2 separate regions of the Mus musculus genome follow, and region 1 is linked to region 2. A link is a contact called in ENCODE Hi-C or POLR2A ChIA-PET data. All regions are on one chromosome and are shown on one strand. Each heading gives the region's core, a stretch centred on a gene start or an enhancer-like site at or near the end of the contact. The rest is flanking DNA. Distances are from core to core; before and after follow the strand shown. Region 1 has its middle 84 kb from the start of Gm36569. Region 2 overlaps Gask1b (golgi associated kinase 1B).

Region 1 (3,290 bases), core at 228-2,727, 34 kb after region 2:
CCTTGTTATACTGTTCTCTCCTCCATATCTGAGCATGAAGACTGAGCTTTACAATATGGTTTGAATAGGAAATGCCTCTCATAGGCTCATGATAGGAACACTTGGTTCTTAGTCGGTGACACTAATTTGGAGGAGCTGGTATCTTTAGGAGATCGAACTAGAAGAAGTAAGGCACTGGGGGGAAGGTCCATGGGAGCTATGTTATCCCTATGTGCCTCCTGTTTCACTCCTGGTTGCCCATGAATATTTCTTATCCATCCTGAGTTCCTTCTGTCATAATGCTCTACCAAAGTCTATAGGACCAACTAACAATAGACTGGACTCTCTGAAACTGCAAATTAAAAACAAGCCTTCTTTCTTTACAGGGTAGCTCTCAGGTATTTTGGTCAGTGGTAGAAGCTAATTCAGGTCTAAAACATGGGAATTGTTCTGGGGGAATTTCTATTTTTAAAGTTTGGTGCTAAGGATTGAGCCCAGGTCCTGATGCATGGTAGGCAAATGACCAACCATTGAGCTACACCCCTAGTCCTTCATCTGAGTGTTTTGTAACTGATCTGACATGAACCATGCCAGACAAATAAGACCTAATGAGAGGTCAAATTACTATTTAGTCACACCCAATAGGGTCAGAAAGCATTTATCTACTCATTTAATAAATCATTACAGTTTCTCATTTTACTGCAGAATTAATCTAAATTAGAGCAAATTAATCATTTGATCAGCTTTCAGTAGTGGTTCTGGGTAACCTTTCTGTCATTTTTTTCTTCTTTTCTGAAGATTATTGTATACCATAAAACTAGGGGCAAGAGAGGATTGTGGGAGCACTCACGTGACTCTTCTTACACTCTGTTGGGGAGTTGAGATAGCCCTTTCAGAGACCTCTTCCCTAGCAGCACAGGCAGCGTCACACTGACTTCCTGCCCTTTGATATTTGATGGGTTGGTTTTTACTGTTGCATGAGTGTCATGGTTACTTATTTGCTTTTCAGACTAGAGTTGGATTAACTAATCATTTACAAAATTATATGCTCTTAATGAAAAGTAGAAACATCGGGCTGGAGAGATGGCTCAGCAGTTAAGAGCACTGACTGTTCTTCCAGAGGTCCTGAGTTCAATTTCCAGCAACCACATGGTGGCTCACAACCATCTGTAATGGGATCTGATGTCCTCTTCTGGTGTCTGAAGAGAGCAATGGTGTACTCATATACATAAAATAAATAAATACATCTTTAAAAAATATAAATGGTAAGATCTGAAGTGTTTCACAAGCTGGAATGAACTGTGAGGACCTTAAGAGTGACTGGATAGGATCTGGCAATTTGCAATGAAGATCTCATTGAGGCAGATTCTGAAAGCTTGCTGCTTCCTCTGGTGCCTGTCTCTGCTGCACTGTGGCAGATACAGCCATTAAGGCAGTGGTTCCCAACACTGTGGTCTATCCGTCATTTCTGTACTTTCCCTCATTGGGGTGTTTTTCAGCTAGCTCTGACCTTGGAGTATACCTTACTCCTTTTGGATAGCTGTGCAGACAGCATCTGCTTCCGCAGTTGCCAGTGCCAAGGTTATCTGCCAAGAACAGAGCACAGGTTTCTCATCCAGTTGCAAGTAATTGACTCTTATAAAGGACTTCATGGGAATTAGAAGACCCTTTGCAGTTGAAAATTATGAAAAACATCTGCTGTATTTGTGGACAGGAAAGATGTTTATAAATTACATATTTGCCTTTTGCAAGTACGTGAATTCTCAACTTCACCTCTCCCCTCTCTCTGGTAGGTTTTGTAAAATTTCTGAATGATGGCTAGAGCAAAAACAGTCAGCATGTAGTTTAGTGACAGAAATAACTGTAGGACATGAGCAACATTTTTTTTTTTTCTCACAGCTTCATGTTAGTAACCTCATGTATATATGTGCAGTGTTACCCGACTATCATTATATGTGACTTGTTTCAGGAAGATAGATAAGGTGGTAGCCCATATCTGCTGCTGGAAAAGAAAAGATATGATTAGTGTGGGTAGCCATGCTTACAACTTCCCTTTGCACTTCCAACAGGGTCCACGTATGGCCACTCCCCTCACTAAGATCAAGTAGCTGAGGGAACTTGGGCATTTATTAACCAAGTTGTCTTATATTTATGGTCTTGGTGCATCTGTGAAAATATAATTGGAGGAAGGAACTACAGCATATTTCTGTTTTGTAGACAAGAAAATTGAGGAGGTTTTATAAAAGTTACCCTATCCAAGGACAGAGCTAGTCAATTACAATGCCTGTCCTTGAATAAAGGACGCCTAATTTTAGAGTTCTTATTTGAATGTTGTATTACATTATGTCACTGGGAAGGTTGAAAAAAGTGGAAATAAAACTATTATTTAGTGATTTCCAGAAAGATAATACATCTGTATTTTATTTTCTGTTAAAAATCCGAGTTGGGAGATCCAAGTTACTTCATAAAGATTGACTCTATTCTTCAGTATTAGTTGTCTAATCCTTCTCATCAAAATTCATATTTTCAAACATCCTTAAGAACTGTTTGGCTTCACAACTCGATCAAAACAGGATTGATTCAATTGCTTTGCCATTAATGGAACTAGACTTTGCTTCCACTGAATGGCTTATCCTTTTCACTGACTGTGGATACTCAGCTTAATGCAGTCAGTGATGCAGAGATTCATGCTCTAAAATGTTTCCCCATTGATTAAAAAAAAAGATGGAGGAAAATTAATCACAGTCCTCATAAAAATGCATTCCTGCAATTATGAAGCCATGGATGGTGCTTGGAATTTCTTATGGTACAGAAAATGAAAATGGGAAATAGGTTATATGCATTGCAGGGAGAAGGCGTAACTTCCAAAAAAGTCAATCTGAATTTTATTGCCAAGTTTCAAGGGCATGAAACATTATTTGATTAGGACGGTGATTCTTCTATGTGTAGCTGTCTGTTCAATATTCAGGGCGAGGCACCGACAGCTGCCCAAGCAAAGCCTTCAGTGGTTTCTGTGGGCAACTGAAACGCTGAAATGCGGGAGGGCTGCAGTGAGGAAGCAGAGCTGAGATGCTTAGGTAGCTCTCTGGGGCAAGGAAGATGCCGGGACCTTCTCTCATCAGTTTATTTACTAGCTAGGGCAGAGAGCAAATGCTTCCTACATTGTACTTGGCACCAGAGTGATAACAAAGGAGGCTTCCTTTGTTGCAGGCGGAATTGTGAACTGTTTCTTCTGCAGTGGTTATAATCAGGGACAGGGATGCAAATCAAAACAAACTGCCTCATGTGTATTTTGGAGAAATATAAATATC
Region 2 (3,594 bases), core at 587-3,086:
ATCTGAGGCCTTGCCTGTACATGCCTAGGCATACATAGGCATACACTTGCACACGGCAATGTATTCACCAAGTACATGTTTGAATCTGAATACCATCAGTAGCCATCATTTCCCAGAAGAGGAACTGGTCATAAATACCTATCATCAGCGGTGGTGTTGGTCAGACTTGCCTAGCACAGCAGGCTGTCAGAGAATTGGTGAAATCATCAGAATATCTCATGATTCAAAATTAGATTATAGAGAACATTTTAGAATACACTGTAGAAAACAGTCAGATGAGGGGGTGGCAATAAAAAATATGCCCTCTGTCATTCTCTCCAGTTTCTAATTACTCATGCTTTCATGAGGTTTAAAAATATCAACTATAAAATACAATTGTTACAGAGATGCTGACAGAGCTTAAATCCATGAGAGCTTAAGATCAAACATGAATTCATTCAACATTCATGGCTTTCATTATAGTTTGGATCATAATTCTCCCCTATGTTCTGTCTCCTGTGTTAAAGGCTCGTGGCACTGCTGGGAGATAGGTATTGGAATCTTTAAGAGGGACAGAAGTAGGTAGATCTCTGAGTTTAAGTCCAGCTTGGTCTACAGAGCAAGTTTCAGGGTAGCAAGGGCTACACAGAGTAATACTGCCTGAAGCAGCAGCAGCAACAACAACAAACCAAAAAAAAAAAAAAAAAACAACAACAACAAAAAGAAATAAAAAAAATAAGTTCATCCTTAAGAGTTAAAATCTAAATGTTTATTCTAGTATAGTCAAAAAATGTTTCATTTCTTCATGAGTGTTAATCTAGTTGAACATGAACATATGATGGTGTCTATGAAAACTGACCTCTAGCCAGTTTAAGCTTGGCTCACCGTTTTGCAGACTTTAGTCCCTAGCTGGCTGCCCTCATAGAGTTTGGACTTCTGGAAAGGCAGTGGTACAGGGAAGAGTAAGCTAAGAATCAAAGAAGAGCAATGAGGGTCTTCATCCCTTTCTGTGGCCTAAATGGATCACTTAAGACCACCTACTGAGTCTCATCTTTCAAGGTTTCTACCACTTCAACAGTGTAAGTCTGGGAACTAAATTTCTGCTCTATGGGCCTTTGGGGGAAGCATTTAGATCTAAAGTAAAGACTGTATGCCCTATTAAGTGTGTCTAACCTGTGGCACAGGGCCACATACATTTTAGGATAGCTGTGACTGTGGTCCAACATGTTTGCAAATAACAATGTCATGCTTCAGCATCATAATCTTGGACAGCCCTGCCTGTTAGGGCTGTGTACAGTATTTCATTAATCTTTCTACTAACTGCACAACATAAATAAGTCATAGCATGCAGGTGACTGAACAGAGTCAGTGACATGAAGGAATCTATACTAGGTTGCGTAGCTATCAGGTGTAAGACCAGAGGTTTGAGTTTAGGTGACTAGATTCCTGAGTTCAAGTTTACTTCACTCTGATTATCCAATATAACTTTTTTCTTGATCAAAAGAAGTGACATTAAGCAATACTCTAGTCAACTTTGCAACTTTTTTTTTCTAGTTCTTCCCACTATAACAAACCCCTAAAGTCTTTATAACTTTGTCACATATTCAGAATCTAGTGATGTTTCATTGTTGGATCTCATACCTTCTGTAGAGTTCTATTTCAGGTTAGCTACTGCAATACTACAGTCCAGCACAGTAGACTTTATAACCAGTAAAGTAGTAAGAATCTGTAGGGCCCAATCCCAGAAAGAAACCAAGAGCTAGTCCCTGGGTCTGTAGAAATACTATGCTGTCTTCTCCTTCCTGAGGAAGTCAGAGATTCTGCTGGCCACATGTTTGCATGTGATTCTGTGGGCACTGTGGCTATCAAGGGCGGGGTCGCCTGAGTTGGACGATCTGCTGTTAGCTGAAGCTGGAACTGCTTAGGACGCTGTGTGAGTCAGAGGGCTTTGAACTACGGACTTATTCTAGCAGCTGCTTTTCATTAAAGCAGCCTGGCCTGCATGGGTTCTGGCAGGTCAGCTGTTCAGAAAGCTCCCAATTCTTTGGAAATGTTCAGACTTTCCCAAGCTTTTGCTCAGCATCTTGGATTTTGTTCTCATTTCCATTTTTTTCAGATTTATAATCGCTTGGATACAAATTGCTGCGGATTCCGACCTCGAAAGGAAGATGCCTGTATACAGAATGGACTGCGGTCGAACTGTGAGGACCAAACTTCTGTGACGTTAGCACACATTATCCAGAGAAAGAATGACCCAAGGCATTTGGTCTTCATAAACAATAAGGGCTTCTTTGATAGAAGCGAAGATAACTTAAACTTTAAGTTGTTAGAAGGCATCCGAGAGTAAGTTTTGTGTTCATTGTGGGAAGCCTATCTCACTCTCTAGAGTGTTCTGAAATTCTCTGTGTAGCTCAGACTTTTCTGAAACACACTGTCATTCAAGCTGACCTCAAACTTACAGTTCCCTTCCTGCTTCAGCTTTCAGAGGGCTCAGATTACAGGAAGGAGCTGTTACATCCAAAATGAAGAGTACATTTTCTAATACAGTGACATCTTGGAAGATCACATGTTTGTTAACAAACAGTAATGTTTTGTGAAGACTCACATCTTATGTTAGATATATTTAATTTCCAAAGAAACTCTAAGTGTGGGAATAGAGATTCCCAAGAAGAAAAATAGCATTCCAAGAGCAGACAGTACATCTATGAGCAGTCCACAACACCTACACAGCTCTTTCCACAGTCTGCCTTCACTGCCAGGTTCAACTTTCATTGTGAAAACCATGTGGGTGAGGTTGGACATGCGCAGGGCTGTCAGGAGTAGGATAATCAGATGGCAGAGGCTTTCTTATGAGAGCAGGGGATTGGACATGGCAGGAACAGTACAGATGTCTAAGTCTGTAATAAAGTATTTGGCATGTCAATGGAACTAATAGGCATGGCAGGATGTTGGATTCATGATTAGCCCAAGTGACTGTTATGAATATAGTAGGAAGGTAGGGCACCAGAGGACAGCTGGCCCTGTAAACTGGGTAGGAGGGCTTTTGAGTACTCAGAAGTCTTATTGGCAGACAGCCTGTGGGACTGGATCTTGAAAACTACAAAGGAGGGGCTGCGGGAGGCGAGACAAAGAAGAGCTGTTGTACTCAAGATTGGCCCAAAACTCAGAGATGACCCAAATCATTTGGGAGACATTTGGTAGGACCTAGAGTGGATGCAGAGTAAAGAGGGAGGTAGCATGAAGCTAAAGGAGATAGTGCTATACTGGGGAAGTAAGAACACAGTGGGTCTCATGGCATTTGGGGATAGCGGAGACTCTTACAGATGGCCTCTGGTGGGGGAGCAGGGGGGAGGGTGTTGGGGAGCCAGGGGAGAAGGACTCAGGTTTCTTTAAGGGACTAGCCATGGGAAGTTTGACCATGCTCCAGTGAGTATATGGGTAACACAAATTGGATTTTCTTTCATTTGCTTCTTCCATTTTTGGGGAGGCGGGGAAGTTCACAAGGGTGGGAGGGCAGAGCTGGAAGGATTGGGAAGTGAGTGTGATCCTGGTGCGTGCTGTAGAATTCCCAACGAATCAATAAAAATACTATGTTGAAAAAAACAAGTGCAGCAG

The links. Hi-C counts contacts between places; a loop is a spot of excess contacts on that map. ChIA-PET counts read pairs that join two places held with the same protein, here RNA polymerase II (POLR2A).
Region 1: a map of heart shows a loop between it and region 2 (2.6-fold over the local background). The contact joins two enhancer-like sites. A Hi-C loop is called at or near these places in 3 of 37 maps with a recorded cell type or tissue (T-helper 17 cell, heart and left cerebral cortex). POLR2A ChIA-PET finds 5 or more read pairs at or near these places in 1 of 5 experiments (Patski).

The regions. Positions count from the first base shown.
Region 1 is chr3:79,968,759-79,972,048 of GRCm38, forward strand. No RefSeq gene overlaps it. Among named protein-coding and RNA genes, the nearest start is that of Gm36569, 84 kb to the left of the region's middle. Within about 2 kb of position 1,478, at least 1 of the 3 ENCODE cell types and tissues checked has a DNase peak (open chromatin) inside an H3K27ac peak, as active enhancers do; it is heart, where a contact is called at or near this core.
Region 2 is chr3:79,934,500-79,938,093 of GRCm38, forward strand. It overlaps Gask1b (golgi associated kinase 1B), which reads left to right. Exons shown (of 4, transcript NM_133187.3): 3 at 2,096-2,322. Among named protein-coding and RNA genes, the nearest start is that of Gm36569, 49 kb to the left of the region's middle. Within about 2 kb of position 1,837, at least 1 of the 3 ENCODE cell types and tissues checked has a DNase peak (open chromatin) inside an H3K27ac peak, as active enhancers do; it is heart, where a contact is called at or near this core.